3 separate regions of the Mus musculus genome follow, and regions 2 and 3 are each linked to region 1. The links are chromatin loops, found by intact Hi-C in ENCODE. Cell type or tissue: left cerebral cortex. All regions are shown on one strand.

What was found. Hi-C counts contacts between places; a loop is a spot of excess contacts. Peaks named below come from ENCODE experiments on the same cell type or tissue, not always from the same donor. Only the 100,000 strongest peaks of a DNase experiment are listed, where the experiment ranks them.
Region 2: it touches region 1 in a loop (5-fold over the local background); 6 of 42 quality-filtered maps call a loop at or near these places.
Region 3: a loop joins it to region 1, with 2.8 times the contacts of the local background. A loop is called at or near these places in 6 of 42 quality-filtered maps.

The regions. Positions count from the first base shown.
Region 1 is chr12:102,944,060-102,952,059 of GRCm38, forward strand. It overlaps Unc79 (unc-79 homolog), which reads left to right and starts at 4,800. Exons shown (of 49, transcript NM_001081017.2): 1 at 4,800-5,516. The coding sequence starts at 5,495. In left cerebral cortex, a CTCF peak has its summit at 4,786; DNase peaks (open chromatin) are centred at 5,126, 5,611, 5,919, 6,289 and 1 more place; H3K4me3 peaks cover 3,781 bases; H3K27ac peaks cover 1,780 bases.
Region 2 is chr12:102,874,842-102,882,841 of GRCm38, forward strand. It overlaps Btbd7 (BTB (POZ) domain containing 7), which reads right to left and starts at 3,601. Exons shown (of 11, transcript NM_001377026.1): 1 at 3,375-3,601. In left cerebral cortex, CTCF peaks have their summits at 2,608 and 4,195; DNase peaks (open chromatin) are centred at 2,641, 3,726, 4,251 and 4,531; H3K4me3 peaks cover 2,749 bases; H3K27ac peaks cover 1,531 bases.
Region 3 is chr12:103,061,346-103,069,345 of GRCm38, forward strand. Unc79 (unc-79 homolog) reads left to right here. Exons shown (of 49, transcript NM_001081017.2): 13 at 1-171; 14 at 1,760-1,990. Among named protein-coding and RNA genes, the nearest start is that of Unc79, 120 kb to the left of the region's middle. In left cerebral cortex, a CTCF peak has its summit at 3,807 (motif pointing left); a DNase peak (open chromatin) is centred at 3,794.

The DNA.
Region 1 (8,000 bases):
ATAAACAGGCTGCGGAAGAGGCTTAGTGGGTAAAGTAGTTGCACGCATGTGATAAGAACCTGATGTAGAATTGTCAGAACTTGGCAGGTAGTGGTGGTGAAACCTTTAATCAGTACTTGGAAGGCAGAGGCAGGCAGATCTCTTAGATTGAGGCCAGCTTGATCTACAGAACAAGTTTCTGGACAGTCAGGGTGTACCAAGAGAAGTCTTCTCTTGAAAAACAGAACAGAACAGAACAAAACAAAACCAAACCAAATAAAACAACAACAATTAGAATAGCCAGAACTCATGTAGAGCTGGGTGTGGTAGCATGCCTGTTGTCCTGTGGTGAGACAAAGAGACAGGAAGCAGGGCGGAGAATCCCTGTAAACTCATTAGCCAGATGGCTTGACATAAGCAGATCTGAATAACGAGAGAACTTACCTCAAATAAGGTAGAAGGAGAGGACAGACACTCTGACCACCCCTCACTGTGTGCATCCGTGTCACACACATAAAAAGAATGAATAAGCTAGTGCTTAATTGACATGATTAACTAAAAGTGCCATGGTAAACAGAAAGTTTTATAAATATATCTATATGTATACATGCATATGAGTAAATCACATATATATCTGTACTTTGATACTTGTATAAGCTTAAAATATGGGAACTAGACTCTATGTATGTAGCTCATTTGGCAGAGTGTTTGTCTGATCTGCATGAAGCCCTGGACTTGATTCCCAGCACTACAAATACCAAGTATGGTAGTGCATGCTTAAAATCCTGACATTCAGGAGACAGACGCTGGGATCTCAGATGTTCAAGGTCATCCGTGGACACTTTATGAGTTAGAATCCAAGCTGAGACGCATGTGACTACCTGAAAAAACAAAACCTGCCTATCTATCATCTACCTACATACCTACTTATCTCCATACCTACCTATCTATGAGGTAGGGCTGAGGACATAGCTCCATAGTAGAGTGCTTGCCTGGAATGTGTGTGTAGACACAAGAATAAAAGAATATACATTTAAAAAATTAAAAAAACCCCAATTGTATGTGTACGTGTGTTTTGCCTGCATGTATGTCTGTGTATCACATGCACAGTGCCTGGAGATGCCAGAAGGTTTTGGGTTCTGGATCTGGAGTTACTTGTGGTTGTGAGAAGAGCAGAAAGAGCTTTTCACCACTAAGCCATCTCTCCAGCCCCCAAACATAGATTTTTGTGGATCTAGGTTCAGAAGAATTTAAAAGAAAGATGATATTCTAATTGTGTATGTGGAGAGGGCAGTTGTGCATGTGTATGCAGGTACCCATTAAGGTCTAGGACATGAGATTCCTCTAGAGCAATAGATGGTTGTGAGCCACCTGGTTAGGTTCTGGGAACCAGACTTGGGTCCTCTGGAATGGCAGTATGAACTCTTAACTGCTGATCAATCTCTTCAGCCCTATGATAATTTTTATAAGGGATTCTACTATCTATAAAACATTTTATTTTATTTCTAGAACATAAATACTGGGTAGAGTATGACAAAGTATTAAGATCTGATGTGGACTAGGTAATAATATTAGTTTTCATGCTATTGGTTGTCAGTTTTCATTTTAGGAGAAAGAGTTTATGGCTCCAGAGGGTTAGAGTCTATAATGGTGAAGCAAAGACATGGTGCAGGAACAGGAAGCTGGGGATTCACATCTTGAACCACAACAGGAAGTAGAGAGAGCAAACCTCAGGTGATGTGTGGCTTCGAAACCTCAAAGCCTGCCTCTAATAACATGCTTCATGTAGCAGGGCCATACCTCCTAGACCTATCTAAACAGCACCATTGACTTGGGCCCAAGTAGTCAACTGTTGAGCACTATGAGGAAATCTCATTCAAACCACCCTGTTGGGCAAGCTGGAGCTAGAACTCATGGTTTTTAGCATGTTTGACAAATACTCTACCACTTAGTTATAACCCCCACCATTTGAGTTCTCTCTCTTTTTAAAAAAAAGAACTTTAGTTTTTAAAAAGATTTATTTATGAGTACACTGTAGCTGTCTTCAGAAACACAAGTGGGCATCAGATCCCATTACAGATGGTTGTGAGACACCATGTGGTTGCTGGGAATTGAACTCAGGACCTCTGGAAAAGCAGTCAGTGCTTTTAACCGCTGAACCATCTCTCCAGCCCCATTTGAGTTCTTAAATTGACTTATTTCCTTTATCTTAAAGATACAGTTTCCTTTCCTAACTTAATATTTCTAAAAAAGGCATAATCTTTTATTGATGATTGAATTATTTGCTTAATGAAACCATTACTCTGTGTGCATGTGCGTGTGTGTGGGTGTGTGTGTGTGTGTGTGTGTTAGAAGGCCAAACTTTAGACCCCACATGTGTTGGAGAAAAATTTTTCTACTGAGCTATACACTCAATCTTCACTTTCATATTTCTATGCTTGAGGCATTTACTAACAGTAGAAGGAAAACATTTGGAGAAAGATTTGAAGAACATTATATCACAGAAGTCGAATGAAGAGGGCTTTTCTTTTCTTTTAAGATTTATTTATTTATTTTTATTATTTATATGAGTACACTGTAGCTGTCTTCAGACACAACAGAAGAAGGCTTTGGATCCCATTACAGATGGTTGTGAGCCACCATGTGGTTGCTGGGAATTGAACTCAAAACCTTAGGAACAGCAGTCAGTGCTCTTAACTGCTGAGTCATCTCTCCAGCCCCATGAAAAGGGAGTTTTAGAAAGAAATAAGGAGATACTTTGAATGCTGGCCCCAAGAGACAAAATAACTGTCACGGGTAGCAGAGAATTATCAAAGACTCCTGCAAGTATCTATTGTGGCCAGGAGTGGACCTCAGGTAGGCACAACAATGCAGCTAGAAGGTAGTGATGTGCACTGCTAATGTAGTAGGATGGCTAGTCCAGATTTTCCAATTTCTGCAATGGACAAAAAAGTAGTAAGAAAGGCTAAGGGCAGGGGGAAAAGGAAGGGGAGAAGATGAAGATAAGGAAGGTCACGTCTCCCCAGAGGAGTAAGTCGGAGCTTGTGCTGGTATGGAGAAACTGGGTGTGGAGACTGTCCGGGCTGGTGAATTAACCCTCACAAGTCAAGCCTGAAGTAGTGAGAGTCAAGGCTGAGGAATAGTGTCAATGGTGTGTATGATTAAGGACTTTGAAAGGGACAAGAAGAGAACTGATCCAAATAGACTGGAGGCCTGCGGGCATTCTGAGCAGCACTGCCAACAACAACTGCTGTTCAAGTGTGCTTGGAAGCTCCGGACTCTCATGAGTATACTCATGTAATCTTGACAACAACTTTTGATAGGACTATCACCATACTGTTTTTTTTTTTTGTTTTGTTTTGTTTTGATGAGAAAAATCAAAGCATAAGAAAGTGAAAGGTCGTAAGAGCACAAGAGGCAGGTCTGAAACCCAGATCGGGATTCCCCCGGGTGGGCACGACCTCAGCAGCAGCTGGTTCTCAATGTAGAGATAGATGTTCAGTGACAAACAGCAGCAACATCAGGCAGGGGGTGGGGGAATTATTTCCAAGACGTATTTCTTCCTTTGTTCTGTGTTTGTCCAAGCTACTTTTTTTTTCTTTCAAATTTCAATTACTGTTTTCTTTATTAATGCCTCCAGCTTCCCAGAAATTTTGGAATAAATCCTTGAGCTTTCCTCTAATCACACAAAACGCTTGTCATTTTCTCAGAAATGTTCATTATATTCATATTTTGTTCAGAACCACTTCCATGTATTTTGATTTTATTTACTCAAGATGAACTGTTCGCCGTCGTTCTTCAAAGAATCATTTGTCTTTCCCTGAGACGGGGCTGTGGTCTGGGGAGTAAGCAGTGGTAGAGCGCGATGGTCTCTGGGCAGGTACCTCAAGCTACCTACCAAGAATGCAGTCGGAGGGGCATCCTCAGGCGCCAAATCCCTTCCCCTTGTTCGCAGTCAAACAGCTCCACAGTACTTGCACCACGGACAGCTCCCTAGACGTCTGTTTTCTAGGCCACTTGGAATACCTTGATAATTGTTCCCAGTGTTTTGTTTTTAATAGTCAAAGATCTGGATAATTAGTACTTTTCTCAGGGAATTTACTAGTATTTCCTTAACCTACATATCATTCTTCCTGAGATGGAAGAACATTGATTTTCTTCATATTAAAAATAGCTCATCAACTTACAGTTCCTATTGCTTTTGCTAAACCAGTTTGCTATGCTTGTTGTCCCCCACCCCCACCCCCGCACCCCGCCCAGTTTTCCAAATGAACGATTTGAGTGAAGACTGGTTCTAATGACTGGCAGTTAGTCTTTCTGTTTCCGTTGTATTATTCCACTGCCCATTGATTCCGGGCGGCAGGGCGGATTTTATTGTTCCCATTTTACAGATGATGAAGAACCATAGGCTTACGGATAGCAAGCAATGGAACAGAGTCTGGGATCTGGTTCTCCTAAACCCAGGCTTCTAGTGCTTTTCTACTTTGAGGTGGACTCTCCAGGAGTCTTCCTATTAATATGCATGTTGCCCTTTTGATCGCTCCCCTTTTCCATTGGTTTCTGCTTCCCAGCAGAGAGAGGGGCTTCTCCCAGGCGCCCAGCCTGGACTGCTTGCGAGGAGCACACCTGGGTTCTTTCTGTCTCCAGTTTCTCCTCTTCCTTTTCTGTGGACCTTCCACCTTTACCATCTATGGAAATCTCCTCCTTTCCCTAGCTCCAACCCACACCCCCTCAAGTCTTCTCACAGCCCCCTGGCTTTGGGACCTCCCATCGCTGCTCAGCAGCAGGAGAGCCCATCCGCCAGGGGAGGCAGAGGGCACGGAGCGCAGCACGCCGGGAAGCCATGCAGAGGGTTACTTCTCCATTTCCTTCCTCGCAGTCCTCTGGAGCACTGTCGTCGCCCTCCGGCCCGGCTGTGTGCAGCCCGCCCCGGATCCGCCTCCCTGCCCTTCCTCCCGGAGGCTGAGACGCGCGTGGGACGCACCTGTGCTCCTCTCCGGTCACCGCGTCGAGGCGCCGGGGGCTGCTTCGCTCGCAGGATCTACGGGCCTGGAGAACGCCAATGGGGAGATCCAAATGGTCGGGGACTCCGGCACTTTAAGAGGCTTTTCTCTGGGAAACACCCGGCCCCTCCGTGCGCCTTATGAATGGAAATACTCCTCCCCCGGTCGAGCCCATTTTCCCATTTCACCAGGAGCCGCAGCTCGCTCTCTCCTTTCGGTCTCCCCGCCCACATCCACGCGGGCAGCTCCAGGAGGGGACGGACAGGAAGCCTTTGGCCGCCCATTAAATCCCACCCATTTCTCCGGGGGCGATTTCCTAACCTTCCGGGACCGAATTCTGCAATTTGATGTGCGTTTTGTCCGAATGGTAGCGACACGGGCCTAAGGGAGGGGGAAAGCGAGGGGGTGGGGGGTGGGGGGTATGCGCTCTTTTCCTCGCAACATCGCTGGCGGAGCGAGGGAGCTCACACGACACAGATTTTGGGGCAAAGCCTTTCCATCTGGACAGCACCATGTCCACCAAAGCGGAGCAGTGTAAGTAGCAGCCGGCCCGGCGTTCGGCCCGGCCTCCGGCTGGGAGCTATCGCAGCTGCGGCGTTTGCGGCTGCTGGGAGACCTTGGCATTGTGCTGGTGCGGGGGTGGGGGCTGAGGTTGGGGCGGGTGGCGGGTGGGGGGTGGAAGGAGGTGGGGGAGGGTGGACGGCGGAGGCAGCGCGGCGCTGTCCCCGGTGCTGAAAAATAATGCAGTCTACTGGGGCTAGCAGTGGGGTTCTCCAGACCGAAGACCCCGCGAGACGAAATTAAAATGGGGTCAATCTCGGGAAAAAGAGGCCTCGTATCTTTCAGATAAACATTTCGGTATCTCTTGTTGGAGTGGGGGAAGGGGGGCAGCGGCAAATCAGGGGCGGGGAACTGTCAGTTGCAACCAAAGCCTGCCTGGCCTTCTGAGCATGCCCAGTTCCTGGTGCTGGAGCCATCGGGGAGTTTGAGTCTGCAGTTTCCACTTCGGGTGGAAGAGGCAAGAAGGGAGAGAGGGGGGAGGGAACAGAGAGCAGGCTGAATTCTGCATTCAGTATAAAGAAAATTAACTCGTGCATAGCAACACTGCTCCCCTGGAGCAACTAACCTCCACTGTGTGGGGGCTTACAAGAGAGTGAAAGGGGTATTGGGAAAATGATCTAATTGATCTAATGATTTTTCCAAAGAGCAGGCTTTCTTTGTAGGGCAGCTTCCACAAACTCTAATAGCACAGGAGGAATTTGGTTGTACCAATAATGACTGGCTCTGTGCTTGGCTGGTAACAACATGGTAACTCCATGTGGACGGAGGACATTTCCAGCATGGTCCCCATAGTAACTCCTATTGCAATGTGCACTAGTAGGCCTTGGGTATGTACTTGGTAGGTTGGTTGATTTGATTGTTTACCTGAGAGCACTTGAGGGATTCAGAAACTTAAGCTTTGGGTTGTAAATAAACGATCATTTTTAATAAGCAATCAGTTGGTATTTCATACAAGAGTATCTAGAACTTATTTTTCTAAATGATTCTTTGTTTCTTCCAAAGCAGTACACATTTATTCTGATAATGCTGTCACTTCTTAAGTCTGTGTAATTCTTCTTTGAAATGGTACTAGCACGGATTTGGAATGTGTTAGATAAAATGCTGTATACCATTTATCCACCACATAAGACTGACTGAATGGCTGACGATCACACGGTGTCCAGACTGATGCGGCTTTAGAAATTGTGTGTGCCCACTTTCCACCAGAGCTTTCACCATGATTTTGAAATCCAGAACATCTGGGTGTAAATATTAGTTCTGCCTCTGTTTGACCTTGGGCAAGATAACTGACTCCTCCAAACTTCATTTCCTCATCTGTAGATGTGGGGCGAAGCTGCTGATAGTGTAGTTGTGATAATAAGTGAGAAAAATACACATGAAATAGCTCATGATCCCAGCATATAACATATACCCAATATATGATAGCTACTGTGCAATCAAGCATTTCCCATTTCAATTGTCTATCTCTTCTAAACAGTGAAAAAAGTCCCTTGTGATTTTTTTGCCTGTTTCCAAAAGTCAAATGTACTCTCAAAGTTAAATTCTGTTTCTACAGAGACTTTCAAAAATATTGGATGCACTTATTTTACAGTATATGTAACAGAATCAGTGCAGAGATTCCAACTTGAGGACAAATTAATGCCCCTGAAAACTTTATTGTACCCTGGTTGTCAGGAAGCCCCACCACCTGTCATCTGACTCTGTAACATATTATATAAGTGTTTTCAGGTTAAAGCTAGTGGATATCACTGTCCTCTTATTGTGCTTTCTTCCTTGTGTTGTATTTTAATGTCTGCCTCATGTTTTGTTTTGCTTTTTTCCTGGGTAGTGAATTCTAGGATGGCAAAAAAAAAAAAAAAAAAAAAAAAAAAGATCAGAACTTGGTTGTGTAGTGCAATTTGTGTACTGAAATATAACTATACTATACTTGTTTGCAAAACTGACATGTGAATTGGACATGTTTTAGTTTGGGCTAAAACATGTGGATTTGAGCTGTGCATGCCCTTCTGATGACCTGTGAGACCTGGGTCAATTAGCTTAATAGTTTTGTGCCTTAGAATCTCATCTAAAGTAGGGAATAACAGTAATAGCTATCGTTGGAGGGCAAAGGGGATACATAAAAGGATGCTGTTTTGGGCCTTATAAACATATTTTACATTTAGAATTAGGAATTATTTTTGCTTTTCCTCCTTTACGAACTTAACACGAATGGCTGTGATGTGCACTCCAGAAAACAGCAACAGCAGGAAAAGCGGCATAGTGGATGACGGTAAATATATTTCCTAAAGCCAAGTTGCAGATTGCAGTTTAAACTTGGACTTGGTAGGAGTACAGCAATTTGTAGAAGAGAAAGAAGAAAGGACCAAAAAGAAGATTTTTTTCTCTCTCTCTCTTGTACTGGGCGTGAAGATCACCAGAGGGAAGGGGGAGAGACAGAAGTCCTTGTCTCCTCTGCAG
Region 2 (8,000 bases), 69 kb before region 1:
CGGCTGCATGTATGTATATGCAGTAACAAAAAATAAAATCTATGAAAAGTAACTTTTTTTTAGGGCTGCAGAGATGGCTCAGTGGTTAAGAGCCATCTTAACCAAGAGCCTCTTCCAAAGGATCTGAGTTTGATTCCCAGCATCCACATCAGGTGCTCCTAACTGCCTGTGACTCTAAGTTCCAGAGCATCTAGCCTCCACAAGCATCTGTACTCATATGAACACACAGAGGTAATTAGACACACACACACCACAAAGTTAAAAAAAAAAAATTGGGGCCGGGCGGTGGTGGCGCACGCCTTTAATCCCAGCACTTGGGAGGCAGAGGCAGGTGGGTTTCTGAGTTCGAGGCCAGCCTGGCCTGGTCTACAAAGTGAGTTCCAGGACTGCCAGGGCTATACAGAGAAGCCCTGTCTCGAAAAACCAAAAACCAAAAACCAAAAAAAAAAAAAAAAAAAAAAAAATTGGGGGTGGGAGAGATGGTTAAGAGGTTAAAGGCACTGACTTCTCCAGAGGTTCAATTCCCAGCACCCACATGGCAACTCACAACATTCTGTAACTGGAAGACCTGACACCCTCACACAGACATACATGTAGGCAAAACTCCAATGCACAAAAAGTAAAAATAAATAAATTACACACATGCACACAATTTAAAAACTAATTCAGCAGATAGCAATGGAAATGACTGTACACCAGTGTAAACAGGTACAGAACTGTACAATTTTCAACAGTTAAGATAGTAAATTGAATTACTTATATTTACCTCAGTAAGTGTCCAGACAGACACACATGTACCTGCTAGGTAATCCTTCTTACTGACTTTCCCTTACCTAGCTCAGAGGTAGAACATCCCTGGATTTGATTTTCAGCACTACAAAAAAATATTTTGAGATAAACTTTGTTGTGTGTGTGTGGCTGCACAAATTTGTAATCTTAGCATCTGGGGAGAAGAGGAACGATCCTAGTGTAAGATACCATCTCTGAGTCAGGTAATAAAATGACTAGCTACTGTCTTCTTAGCTCATTTTATTCTTGCTTTATTTTAACTCAACCTGTGGATGACAGCTTATAATAAGCACCTTCAAAGGTTTGTTATAACTTGCATAAAAGACAAATCCAAATTTCAATTTAGCATTCAAATCCTTCTACAGAGTCAGCCTTCTGGCTACCTAATGTCCCTCATGTAAAATATTCTCCTGAGAGGAGAAACTCTTGCTCCCTTTGTCTCCCTCTATCCCCTTTCCCTAGCACTAAACTCCAATTTATACACTTGCTTTTTTTTCAACCCCACCCCCTCACCCAGGTCACAAAGTAACTGCTCCAATCTCTCTGTAAATATAAACACTCATTGGCCAGTTGACATTCCAAGTGTCCCAGGAAGTTATTTAAACTCCCAAGGCCCGGTTATAACTCCCTCTACCCTGAACTCCCACAGCATTCTCTATATTAGTAGAACTCACTACATTGGCTTCTAGACTCATGTGAGTGCATCTTTTTCCAATAAGAACCTTGAGGCAAAGTCTACTATATATTACATTTCTTGACTCCTACCCCTTAGGTCTGGAATAATGAAAACACAGAGCAGACCTTCAATAAGTGTACATAACCTGAGTACTGTGAGTAAAATATGAAAACATAATCACTTGATTCTATCATATTTCTGAAAGTTGACCTGTGACACATTATATACAAAATTCTGAAGCCCAAATAAAGGAGAGAAGGGGACTAGGCAGCATAACCTGGAAAAGCAATGTTTTAAATCTTAAGGTTAGAGCCAGATACAAAGAACTTGAGACGCTAATCTTAATCATGTTGGGACAGAGAACACTAATAGGAGTTAGGTTTTACAGAACTACAGAAAGAACGAACCCACGCAAGAATGAGCCAGGCTATAATTTGATGAAAATATAGTTATGGACCTAAGAAAACTTCAAGTGAAATGTTACTAAATTTTATTAAATATGGTGTTGGGTGGGCTGGCCTCTTTAGCAGCTATTTTGAGGTAGCTGCGAGGGTCACAGAGAGATACTCGTTTCTGTGTTCAACTTTACTGTGCAACGGCCTAGGGATTGAGCTGAGCAGCGGTGGTGAAAGCTACCCACAAACAGTAGTGCTGGAGTGGAGTGAAAAGAGCTCTTCCTCACCTGCAGAAGCCGAGATCCTAGTTTAGGTCTCACCCCTCCCCAGCTACATGACCCACAGAATCGCACCTTTCCGCGTCCAATTCCCCCACTTTAGAACACGCCCAATCTCTAAAGGTGTTCCTGACTCCAAAATTCCAAGACCAGTCGAATCACAGCTGCTATGAAGAATGTACGGTTCATATAACTTCAAGTCTTTCTTCCAGACTTACAAAGAAGACAATGTGAGTAATGGGTGAGCCATAGACGCTACGCAGAGACAAAAGATAACGTCTGCTGGAAAAGCTAATTTATCTGCAAAAAACGCTTCTTCCTTGCTCCGTCACTGTAAGAAGCTTGAGCCGAGGGGCCAGTGCCCTGGGCCAGAGAACCGAGACTGCTCTGCAAATTCGGCCTACTCCAGAGTACTTATTATGTGTGCTGGTATGGGAGAGGCGCTGTGGTGGTTCAAAGCGGATACAACACTCCTCGGAGTTTCTCCGAAGACGGCGAGAAAGTTCTCACCCTGGAGTGTGAGCGAGAGCGAGAGTGTGAGTGCGTGGAAGGGAGAAACAGCAGAGCAGGAGGGAAGGTAGGCACGCCTTTCGCCAAGTCCTCCCGGGAGCTAAGCTAGCTTAGCCTCCGCGGCTCCAGCCGAAGCTCCGCTCCGTATTGTCTCCCCCACCTACCTGTCAAAGCTCAACGCCAGTCTCGGTCCTCCCAGAGCACTCACTCCGGGACGCTTTCACTTCGCCCGCGGGGAGTGGTCCTCCCCAGGCCTGCTCCCCCCTCCCCCCCAAGCTCCGGCCCTCCCCAGCGGCCTCACGCCCACCCCGCAGCCCGTAAACAGGAGTCCGCGCCGGGTGTGGGTTCCCGAGCGCAGGGTGCGGCGGGTCCCGCCCCTCGCAGCCCGGCGCTAGGGGCTCGTCCCGGCGGCCACCCGGGCGGGGGTGGGGGAGCCGCGCGCCCTCCGGCCCTGAGCGCCGCGCCTCGGTCACGGCCCGCTCGGCGGCGCGCTGTCCGGCCCGCCCCTCAGGGCGCGGGGACCGGGAGGCCCCCGTCCCGCGCCGCCGCCGGCGCGCTGGGCCCTAGACGGCCGAGCTGGCCAGCGCCTCGGCAACCCCGCGGCGTCCGGGCCTCGGCCGAGGCGCCACCACGCCCAACCACCGCCCCTGCCGGCAGCCGGACGTCCCGGGCCGCGCGGGGCCGGCGAGACGGCTCCTCAAGCCTCGGACACCGAGGGACACTCACCTCGGAGGCTCCTCCCGCCGCGACTGCTGCTGGGACCGCTGCCGTCGCCTCCGCCGCCGCCGCCCCCAGCGCCGTCGTCCGCACTGGCGCCAGCCCCCGCGGCCATTCTCCTCCAGCCGCCGCCGCCGCCCTCCCCTCTCCTGTCAGTGGCTTAGGCTCCGGGACCACTCCAGGTTCCCCCCGTCGCCATTTTGACTCCGACAGGGAGCAGGAGGGGCTCGCCTCGCGCGGCCCTGGCGCGCCTGCGCCGCTCTGCGGAGCCGGACGGCCCCGCCCGCCCCCGCTGTCGGCTCGCCCACGTCACGTGACCCGACGTCGGCGCGCCGGCTTGGGGAGGAGGGGCAGGCTAGGGAGGCGCGTTCCCAGGGGCTCAGGCCAAGAGGCGAGTGCGCGCGCATTCTTCTGGCTCTGCCTGCCCGAGGGAGGTGCGAAGGGGCGCGGGGTACTTGTTGCAGCATCCTGCACAGCTCCGGGAATTGTAGCTTGTTATTCTTTGTATCTAAATGGAATAATCATCGCTATGCAGGGGAAGGCCAGTTCCACTGTTTCGTTTCCTCTGGGCAGCCGCCACCCACCGGGTGTTGGCATAAAATGCTTGCCTCAAAAAGAACTGCGATCCGGAGGAAAATTCCTTCCTGGCCGACTTTGCGTTTCTGTGGCTTCTTTTTTGTTAAGAATTTCTAAAACTATTTTGTCTTCTTGGTACTTTTATATGTAGTACTTTGCTAGTTACCTAGTATTTGAGAAAAAAAAGATACTGAAAAGTTTCAGTAACAAAGAACTAGGCTGATGGAATTCACAGTGCCCCCCATGGGAGAGCCAGATCTCTTCCATAAACAGCCCTTGTTTGTGATTTTGCCATAATTACAGCGAGGCAGTAACAAAAACGGCTTACATTTATGGAGTGCCCTACAGTTTTCAAAACACAGTTAAATACATGGTTTCTGTCTGGATGCCAAAACTGCCCTTTGAGGTAGCTGGGACCCGCGTTATTATCACTGTTTTACAGCTAGGGAAGCGGGCAAGCCAAGCCAAGAATCCAGGCAGTGTCCTTCAGGAATTTGCGTTTTCCGTCTTTCCCTAGTCTTTCCTGTTACATTTCTTTTTTTGATAGTGTTAGATTAATTTTTTATGTGTATGAATGTTTTGCCTGAATGTATGTGCGCCACATGGGTGCCCACAGATCCCCTGAACTAGAGTCACAGATGGTGGTATAGTCACCATGTGGGTGCTGGGAATCGAGCCCAGGCCCTCTGCAAAAGCAACAGGTGCTTTAAATCACTGTTCCATGTTTTGGGCCTCTTTATGGTCATTTTAAAAAGGACTTCTGAATAAAAAGCTCCTGTCCTTAGTTCCTCAATAAATTAACTCGATTTAACCTAATCAATTAAAGATTTAACCAGCCCTTAACACTTATTTACTTTCTCAATGGATTGGGGTATGGGAGGGGAAAAGTATTTGTATTGAGACCCATATGTAGCCTAGGCTAAACTTTGGCTTGCTGAAATTGACCTTGAACTGTTCCTAGTTCCACCTAAAGCACTGGGATTACAAGGGTGTGTATCATCAGGCCCATCAATCCACTTTGCTTGATGACCGACTTCGTTCAGTTGACTGTGTGCAACATTGCTGATATATGGGTCATGATAGTCAAGTTAGAGCTTGTGGAACTTGGTCCAATAAATGTACCCTTTTCCACTTCTCTGGGAGATGGATTTGAAATTTGCTTTTGAGGTTCCATGCCCTTGGCTCTCTATGAATAAAAACTGTGTTTTGCAAGTCTGTTTTTTTTCTTCTTCTTCTTTTTTCCTGGTTGGTGGTATGTTGTATACAGGTTTAGATAAGTTTCAAAGGATAGAAGCAATGAAATTTTGTCATGGGTTTGGCTTCTGTAGGTTTTTTTTTTTTTTTCCTGTTTTGTGGTAAAAAGGGTTCCAGCCCCTTCTTTTTCTTTTCTTTTCTTTTCTTTTCTTTTCTTTTTTCTTTTCTTTTCTTTTTTTCTTTTCTTTTCCTTCCCTTTCTTCTTTCCTTCCTTCCTTCCTTCCTTTCTCTCTCTCTCTCTCTCTCTTCTTTCTTTTTTGTTTAATTGAATATGTGGGGGGTGTGTGTGTGTGTGTGTGTGTGTGTGTGGTTGTGCAGGACAGAGGACAAACTCAGGAGTCAGTCTTACCCTTTCCCTTTGAGGTAAGTCACTTTTTATTTCTGTCCAGCTGGCCTGTGAGCTCTCTGTCTCCCATCTCTCCGAAGTAGCACCGAGATTATAGATGAAGAGACTGTGTGCAGCTTTCCACGGGTTCTGGAGGTCTCATTCAATTGCATGGCAAGCACTATACCCCTATCTTCCTAGTCTCTGTAAAAGAAAATTTGAGCTTTCTTGTTTTAGTGATTTGGTATTCAGTTAAAGGGCATAAATTGTTTCTGTCAACTTCTAATAGAAGAACTGTTATTTCTTTGAATATTTTCCTGACCTTTTAAAAACATTTTAAAGTATATTGTATTTTCCCTATTGAATTATTAACTGCTTTCTTTCAAAAAGGAGTTCCTCTTGGATTTATTAGTTTACCGTTTCCTGGTGCAGCATGCAGGCTGCCCCTATTCTAATTCCTGAAGGTCTGTCAATTATATCAGAAACTGTAACTGTTGTTCAAAAAAGGATTCTGTTTACTCCAGTTCTCCTTCCTGCTTCCAGAGCCGCCTAAAGGTGGCTGCCATCTCCTATGAGATGTTATGGCTGCCCTCCGATCTCTGAGAAAGCCTGAGAGCACCCAAAGGAGGACCCAGAAATTCACCCTGCTCACCGATATGTCAGAGTTAAGGACAACTAACAGAAATGACAGTAATGTCAGGGGTAATGACAACAGGATTCGTGCAGATCCAAGGGACAGACTCTGATGCTCAACATTTGGTTAAGAAACAACAAGAGAACTGGGTACATGCTGCCCACTGGTTTCTGGAAGCTCCTGACTCACAGCATCAAGAAGCTGGACGAAAGCCGGGTGTGGTGGCGCACGCCTTTAATCCCAGCACTTGGGAGGCAGAGGCAGGCAGATTTCTGAGTTTGAGGCCAGTCTGGTCTACAGAGTGAGTTCCAGGACAGCTAGGGCATCTCACCGTGCTGGGATTACTCGCAGTGTTTCCTTCAAGAACTCAAAACCATAGGAAAAGCAGCACAAATGGCCATCGGAGACACCAAACCTGACGCCATGCTGTGCAACAACAGCAGCAATAACAAAAATGGATCAAAAGGGTTTCATGTGCACAGAGATAACCCCCCTAAAGCCGTCACAAAGGGGAGAGGGATTCCCCTAGAGCTGATGAGTGTTGTCAACTGGCTGCACAGATGTGAGCAATAGACAAATGGTGAATGGAAAAATGTTTTGAGGGCAACTGCTCCATCTGGTTGGAGCTGATGGGTCATTCTTCATGCTGACCTCCTAGGCCCCCCTAAACTGTAGTTCTAATCTATAACTGCATGGTCTCTACAGTCAGGCCCCCCACCACTATTTCCCACAACTTCAGCTTTGTCTATATCCATTGAACAACACTCATTAGGGGATCAAGAGATGGTTCCACAGTTAGAGGAGCACTGGCTGCTTTTTCAGAGGACCCAGGCTTGATTCACAGTGTTCACGTTGCAACCCACAACTAGCTGTAACTCCAGTTCCAGAGTATCCGACACTCTCTTCCAGCCCCTGGCAGCATTAGGCATGCATGTGGTGCACAAACATATTCAGACAACACCTATACACATACAACTTTTAAAATCTTTTAAAATGAGCCATCACTAACTTGCTTTTACTGAACCATAAACATAGGAAAAGGACTTATTTCAGAGTTTCTAACAGCAATCTTTGTTTACATGGGTTCTGACCTGGTGTTTAGCACAATTCAGCAGAAATGTGTGGCTACTTGCCTCCTGATAGCTGGGAAGCAGAGACGGGGAGAGACTGGGGACCAGGGGTAACCTTCAAAGGTAAGCTCCCTGTGACCTTCTTCCTCCAGCTATGGCCTACTTCCTAAACTTTCCACCAGTTCCCAGAATAGCATCCCCGTTAGAGACCAACGGTTGAAAACATGAGCCTATGGCATATACAGTTCATACTTCAGTGAAAACATCGAGTCCGAGATAGATAAGCACGTGACACAGTCCTGTCAGTCAGAACCTTTCCTGAAAAAATTTCCCAAAGGAAGTATTTCTCCTCGATAGCTTTCTCCATAATCATGACCTTAAAAGACTATGTTAATGGTTTTCTGACTAATTGTTAATTGTTAGTTGTTTCTACTAAGACGAGCATGCACGGGCATTAGGAAAGAAGAGCAGAGACAGAGACAGAAATTGAGAGGAAAGCCTCAACATTTGAGTATGAGTGCTCAAATGCCTCTGAATCTAAACCAACCCCCATTTTAGTGTTTTTGGGAGCCATTAAGAGGTTCTAACTCCTCATTTTATCTTCAAACTAATTGGAAGTGGATAAAAGCAGGGGGCTTGGCCGGGCAGTGGTGGCGCACACCTTTAATCCCAGCACTTGGGAGGCAGAGGTAGGTGAATTTCTGAGTTCGAGGCCAGCCTGGTCTACACAGTGAGTTCCAGGGCAGCCAGGGCTACATAGAAAAACCCTGTCTTGA
Region 3 (8,000 bases), 120 kb after region 1:
TTGTTGAAAGAAGCAGAGTTCCACGCAGAGCAGAGGGAGCACGAGTTGAACCGGCGGCGGCAGCTGGGCCTCTCGTCCTCCCACCACTCCCTGGACAACACTGATTTTGATAACAAAGATGATGACAAGCACGACCAGAGGCTGCTCAGCCAATTCGGGATATGGTTCTTAGTAAGGAAAAGACGCCAGCCCCTCTCTGCTCCCCTCCGAACCCCTGCATTGTATCTGAGGAGGAATTGCTCCCAAAAGGAGACAGCAAAGAGTGAAGAATTAACCCTCAAATGGGGGGGGGGGTATACCCTGGGGTAGCAGCTCTCAACTCTGGGTTGCTTGTTATTGTATCCAAGAATGCCTTTAGAAAGTTACAATGTCCATATTTGTCTCCAGAATCCTGGGAACCTTTCCTCTTTAATTATAAAGAAATTTAATTTTGACAACCAATTTTTGGTACACGTATAAAAGCTTATCACTTATTAAAGATGAAGGAAGCTAATATAACGAGATGGATATGCCTGTTTGTTCTTATGGAAACCATTAAATATTGGCAGATAAGGGATACTTCAGGATGCAGAACATCTTTAAGGTTTTTCAGGGTGAATCAATATTTTTGATTTTATAGTTGTCAGTGCTCCCCTCACCCAATTTGATTTTAACAAACAAGGCAGCAAGAGCCACAGTGCCAAGGCCTTGCCTCAGTGAAGCTCACCTCCCTCACAGGACGCAATGGTAGTGCGGGCTGGGGCAGGCTGTCAAGTACTAGGTTTACCATGAGGCACCAGAGATTTACGTCTTATCATTTATGTACATGAGGAAATGTTTGTATAGTTAAGGGGGGGTCTATGGTATACATATATACCTAGATATACATATACGAACTATAGTCAGGCTACTGGGGAGGGAGTCGTTACACTGATTTGAGTCGACTCCACTACTCATCCAGTAGAGATCAGATACTGCAAAGACCCAGCTGTACGAGCCTGTTCTGCAGAGATGCAGGCTTTTTTTTTTTTTTTTTTTTTTTTTTTTTTTTTTGCCTGCTAGATACAAGGATTATGTCTCCATAGTGATTTCCCTCTTCTATGCTTGCACACAGTTTCTTGGGAGAAAAAAAAAAAGACTACCAAATTGGGAACTAATTGTTGGTTCCACATGTCTTGCTTCCAAGAACTTATTATACAGGAACACAGTGACTCCTATTGTTGGAAACTCTTTGAAGGCAGGGACAATGATTTAATTAATTAACTAATTAATTAATTAATTTTGTATTTTTTTTGGACCCTGTCAAGTGCTCAATAAACTATTGTTTCAGAACGGGTAGATATTGTTTAAAAATTACTTATAACACAGTGAGTTGGGAGAAGCACTTGGGTATCAGAGTTGTTACTGATGGAAAATTTTTTTTACCTGAATCAGGTCTTTTGAGAACTGAAATATGATCATTTTTTTTTAAAAATTGAAGATATTGATGAAATATCACTTTATCGACTTAATCTTTTGGAAAAAATTTCTAGTTCAGGTTACATAATGGAATTACAACAGGAAGACAATGCTTAGGAGATGCTCAGGGGATGTTACTGTGGTGATCCATGCATGCCTTTAGAGAGGACTGTAGTTCTGGATACATGGTAACCATTTGTAACATTGCTGGTTTTGAATGCATCATCTGGAGCCCCTCCTTTTTCCCCTCTTTAAATATGCTTGTCATAACTTTGTAGCGCTGGGTGGAGGAGCCTGACTGAGGTCTGTTCTGCTACTCCAGGTGAGCCTCTGCACACCCAGCGAGAACACGCCCACAGAGAGCCTGGCCCGGCTGGTGGCTATGGTATTTCAGTGGTTTCATTCCACGGCGTACATGATGGATGATGAAGTTGGAAGCTTGGTGGAAAAGCTGAAGCCCCAGTTTGTCACCAAGTGGTTGAAGACAGTATGTGATGTCCGATTTGATGTCATGGTCATGTGCCTTCTTCCCAAACCCATGGAATTTGCCAGGGTAAGTGGAGGTCACCTATCTAGGCCTTGCTGCGGGAGAGGGGTTGGGGGCAATGCTACATTTGACCATCCCTCTTTGTGTGTCAACAGCCAAAGACAGTCTACTTGGATGTGGTGGCATACACCTATAAACCCAGAATTTAGGAGGCAGAGGCAGAAGGATTGCTATGTGGTCCATGGCAGTTGAGACTATACCCTGAGTATCAGGCCAGTCAGGATTACTATGCAATACTTTGCCTCAAAAATGAAAAATCCAAATCCAAACAAACAAAAACCAAGGTTGGTTAGTGTGATACTCTAATCTTTGATGATGTGCTGTTTCAGCTTTGGTTTGGAATAGGGAAGACTGGCATGATGGATTTGTAAGGTGTCTGTAATAACTTAAGTATGTGTTTATTCTTAGTGTTGCTTGTTCTTACTAAGAAAGAAAAGAAATTGTTTCTGTGTGACTTGGGGTCTCAGTTCTTTTCTGGCTTGCAGCCAATGAGGGACATTTCTGTGGCTTCATGTTCACCTTCCAGATTATGGCAGAGTGGCAAGGACTCAAACATCACTTCTTACTAAAAGCAATGATCTTCCCTTGGGCTTGCACATGCCCAGCGAGTGGTCTCTAGAAGCAGGGTAAAGCCTGGCATCTGTAGTTCACTTCCTACAGGTCTTTTATGGGTCAGATCCTTCTTGATCAACTGGGCCTACAGGTGGGTTGTTGTAATTACTTAGACCCCTGCAAGGGTAAGGGCACTGAGATAAAAGCATCTCAAAGGTAGTTTTACAAGTGCTCAACCACCCATTTTTAAGGTGTCCTGTTTTCAGACTCTTGTAATGGCTCTTTGAAGTCTTCAGCAATTACTGCACACCTTCCAAGAACACCCAGGCTTTGCAGGAGATAACCCTGTGAGAAAACAGACTGCCCAGCCCTCAATCAGGACAGGCATCTCACAGGGAGCAGATCACCCCACTTCCAGCACCATAGGCCTGTTGGATACACAGCCAGTGAGATAATGTAAACTGCATCCTGATTGGCTCCCTCCCCCTCATTTGGAGCAAATTTCTCAACATGGAGAATATTCTGTGTGGGCAGAACAGAGATAATGCCTAGCCAGACAACAGTCTGATGGAGACTGCTCCACTGTGCGGATCTCACATTCCCTTCCCCATGTAATTTCCAAGTTTGCCAGTGTTCTGGAAGAGAGGCTCCACTCTCTGTCTTTCCAGTATTCTGGAGACTAGGTTTCGCCCTCTATGTCTTCCCAGTGTGATGACCCTGAATACCAAATTCCTTTCTTGTCTTCAACCATTACTTTGGGATGAGTGGCCAGACCTGATTTGTTGGGAACTCCTGCTCACTCTGGCTGCCCTAAATCAGCTTCCAATTGAAAACTCCAGTAACAGTCAAAGTTCACACTGTGCGATTTAAAATTCCAGACATGGTTCCTAGAACTGCCAGAATGCCCTCTCCGTGTGTTGGAGGACAGATTTCTCTATGCCTCTCCTCATGCTACCTAGTTGTAGATGCTCAGTGGGGAAGACACCGTATTTCTTCATTACAATCTCATTTGTGCTTAACTCAGAAAAGTGGAGGCTCAGCATCGGGTTTTGGCAGTAATACATGATATTTATTCCCTCAAAGAATTTTCTAGGTTTTATTTTTATTTGTGATTTTTGTCTTTCAAAAAGACAGTTTAAAACTGGGCGGATATAAGACATTTGAGGATAAATCCGAATACAGACCATCAGCAGGAATGGCTGTGACTCCAGGATTCAGAGGCTGAGCAGTTATGGAGATAGGAGATGGTCCTCTCTTCTTTGGTGCCACCTACTGACTCCTTCATAGCATTGCATCTTTACATGCTGGGCAGTTTTGAGTATCTGGAACAGGAAGCATCTTCATGCTTCCTGTTATTTCTCTTAGAGTGGTATGATATGATTCCAGTCTGATATGATTCTGAGAGATAAGAAGTTATGTCGTTAGGAGAACCTCTCCTTTCCCAAAGTGGGTCTCACAAGGTAGCTAATAATAGATTAATTAGAAGAGAAGGCTTATTGGTGAGAATAACGAAGGATGATGAATTACCCCCGGAGCAGTTCGAGATTTAAGGTTTCCAATCGTAACTCAGCATGGCTTTGGCTTTTCGAAGTTAAGAACAAGAAGTGACTTTCTGTATGGTGGATGGATTCTCCAGAGTGTCTCTGGACGCTCTCTCTGGAGGGGGTAAACAGATATGCATTTTCAAGTTCTTAAAGGTAGATATGAAATGTTCAAACACCAGCTTGTTTCTTGGGATCATTTGCTTGGAAAATTGTTTTCTGACCTTTTACTCTGAGATAGTGTCTGACTTTGTCACTGAGGTACATTTCCTGTATGCAGCAAAATGCTGGGTCCGGTTTATGTATCCACTCTATTAGTCTATGTCTTTTTCTTGGGGAATTGAGTCCATTGTTATTAAGAGATGCTAAGGAAACATGATTGTTACTTCCTGTTATTTTTGTTGTTAGAGGTGGGATTATGTTTGTGTGACTATCTTCTTTTGTGTTTGTTGAAAGATTACTTTCTTGCTTTTTCTAGGGTGTAGTTTCCCCTCCCTGTTTTGGTGTTTCCTATCTATTATCTTTGTAGGGCTGGATTTATGGAAAGATATTGTGTAAATTTGGTTTTGTCATGGAATATCTTGGTTTTTCCATCTATGGTAATTGAGAGTTTTGCTTGGTATAGTAGCTTGGGTTGGCATTTATGTTCTCTTAGGGTCTGCATGACATCAACCCAGGATCTTCTAGCTTTCATAGTCTCTGGTGAGAAGTCTGGTGTAATTCTAATAGGTCTGCCTTTATATGTTACTTGACCTTTTCCCCTTACTGCTTTTAATATTCTTTCTTTGTTTAGTCATTTGGTATTTTGATTATTATGTGGCAGGAGGAATTTCTTTTCTGGCCCAGTCTATTTGGAGTTCCGTAGGATTCTTGTATGTTCACGGGCATCTCTTTCTTTAGGTTAGGGAAGTTTTCATCTATAATTTTGTTGGAGATATTTACTGACCCTTTAAGTTGGTAATCTTTGTTCTCTTCTATACCTATTATCCTTAGGTTTCCTCTTCTCATTGTGTCCTGGATTTCATGGATGTTTTGGGTTAGGAGCGTCTTGCATTTTGTATTTTCTTTGATTGTTGTGTCAATGTTTCCCACGGTACTTTCTGCACCTGAGAGTCTCTCTTTTATCTCTTGTATTCTGTTGGTGATGCTTGCATATATAACTCCCGATCTCTTTCCTAGGTTTTCTAACTCCAGGGTTGTCTCCCTTTGTGATTTCTTTATTGTGTCTATTTTCATTCTAATATCAAATAAAATCAAATTTCAACCAAAAGTTATCAAAAAAGAAAAGAGAGGACACTTCATTCTGTTCAAAGGGAAAATCTAGCAAGATCAACTCTCAATTCTGAACATCTATGCTCCAAATGCAAGAGTAGCCACATTCATAAAAGAAACTTTACTAAAGCTCAAAGCACACATTGCAACTCACACAATAATAGTGGGGGACTTCAACACCCCTCTCTCAGCAATGGACAGATCATGGAAACAGAAACTAAGCAGAGACACAGTGAGACTAACAGAAGTTATGAACCAAATGGATCTAACAGGTATTTATAGAACATTTCATCCTAAAGCAAAAGAATATACCTTCTTCTCAGCACTTCATGGTACCTTCTCCAAAATTGACCATATAGGTCACAAAACAGGCCTCAACAGATATAAGAAGATTGAAATAATTCTATGCACCCTATCAGATCACCATGGACTAAGGCTGGTCTTTAATACCAACAAAAACAACAGAAAGCACACATATACATGGAAGCTGAACAAAGCTCTACTCAGTGATAACTTGGTTAATGAAGAAATTAAGAAATTAAAGTCTTTTTAGAATTTAATGAAAATGAAGACACATCATACCAAAGCTTATGGGACACAATGAAAGCAGTGGTAAGAGGAAAACTCATAGCTCTAAGTGCCTCCAAAAAGAAACTGGAGAGAGCTTACACTAGCAGCTTGACAGCACACCTAAAAGCTCTAGAACAAAACAAAGCAAATACACCCAAGAGGAGCAGACAGCAGAAAATAATCAACTCAGGACTGAAATCAACCAAATAGAAACAAAACGAACTATATAAAGAATCAACAAAACCAGAAGCTGGTTCTCTGAGACAATCAACAAGATAGACAAGCCCTTAGCCAGAGGGCACAGAGACAGTATCCATATCAATAAAATTTTAAATGAAAAGGGAGCATATATCTTAAAATGATTATTCTGTTTGTTGAAAATTAACAGTTGAAAATATTAAAATCATGTTCTACTAATGACAAAATTGGCAATGTGGCAGTCGCATCTTGTACAAGAGTGGGTGTTGGGGGTTGATTCACCTGAAGACATGCTAAGGAGCTGGGCAGAATAAGGATACCTCAGTGAGATAATACATTTATCCTTTCCAGAGCATTCTCTTAACACAGCTGCTTATTGATCCTCTACTAAAAAAAAAAAAAAAAAAGATAAAAAAGAGTTCCACACTTTATGTTACAAGGTAAAGACTCAGGAATAGTCAACACTTTATTACTTTTATTCTAGTAGGTATAATATAGAAGGTAGGCTTATATTTTTCAAAACCTACTTTAATAAGCGTACTTAAATGCTTTATCCGCCCTTCTAGACCACCACTCACTAGAGGTAGTGGAAAGGAAAGGCTAATAGGGCAAAAAAGTAGGATGTGGACCTGTTTAGAAATAGTTTTTGGGGCAAATCCAATCTGCATTGTCAGGGTATCAGCAGTTTAGTTGACACAAGTCAGCAGCAGTAGCTCGATCTCCTTGCAAACACCGGCTATGAACCAGCAACACATAGTTCAATCCACAAGAAACCATGAGGCTCTGCCAAAAGGCCTGAGTCAGACAGAGGAAGCCATAAGAAGCTGCTGGAACACCACCAGGAGTTCTTTGGTGTGTCTCTCTCTACAAAGTCACAACAAGTGATGATCAGCAAAGAAGATGAGGTGAACCAATGCCACAGCATTGTCACTGAAGGCCAGCGTCAGTAAAGCCAAATGAAGACTAGCATGGGTGGCAAGGCAAACCAATGCCACACTGCACTGGCCACTGCTTGTTGGATTATACTTATACCCTTTCCAAACACCACGTGTCCTCTCAAGCGTCTGCTCTAGCAAGATATTACATGCTCTTTTCCCAGGAAGCTTCCAGAAAGAAAAATCTGTTCTTAGCAAAACGTCCTCCCACGTGTCTGCTTCAGCAGAAACATCCTTTCATAAGATAGTTTTCAGAAAAACATCACATAACACAACTGAGTCTCCAAATAAACCAGAAAGTTCCACTTCAATAGAATCTTTAATACTAGGCTTAAAACAACTTAAATTTATAAATTAATAAACTGTATTAATTAGTTTTAAGAAAAGATTCCTTTCTTTCTTTCTTTCTGTCTTTCTTTCCTTCCTTCCTTCCTTCCTTCCTTCCTTCCTTCCTTCCTTCCTTCTCTCTCTCTCTCTCTCTCTCTCTCTCTCTCTCTCTCTCTCTTTCTTTCTTTCTTTCTTTCTTTCTTTCTTTCTTTCTTTCTGGTGTTGTGGAATGAACCTAGGGTATCATGCATGCCAGGCAAGGCCTTGGTCGCCGAATTATACCCCTTAGCCCCTCCAAATGCATCCTTTTTTTGTTCATGGATTTAATTATGCTAGAACATCTTTTGTTTTTTTTAAAAAATGGCCATGGCAGAATATGAGGAGTAGAGAAGAGTGGTATTCTGTACCTGTGCTTGTCCATAAAGAAAAACCCGCAGTACAGGGTGTGTGTGGCAGGAGGAAGCGTGTCTCTCTGCAGACAGGAGCAGCTGCATGCTAATCTAGCTTTTAAAAGAGTAATTTTCATTGCTGCTCATCACAGTAAGACTAGAACTTTGGAATTACAACTCACATAGGCTCCAGAAATCCATGGCAGAATAGCTTAGATTCAGTCCACGATCA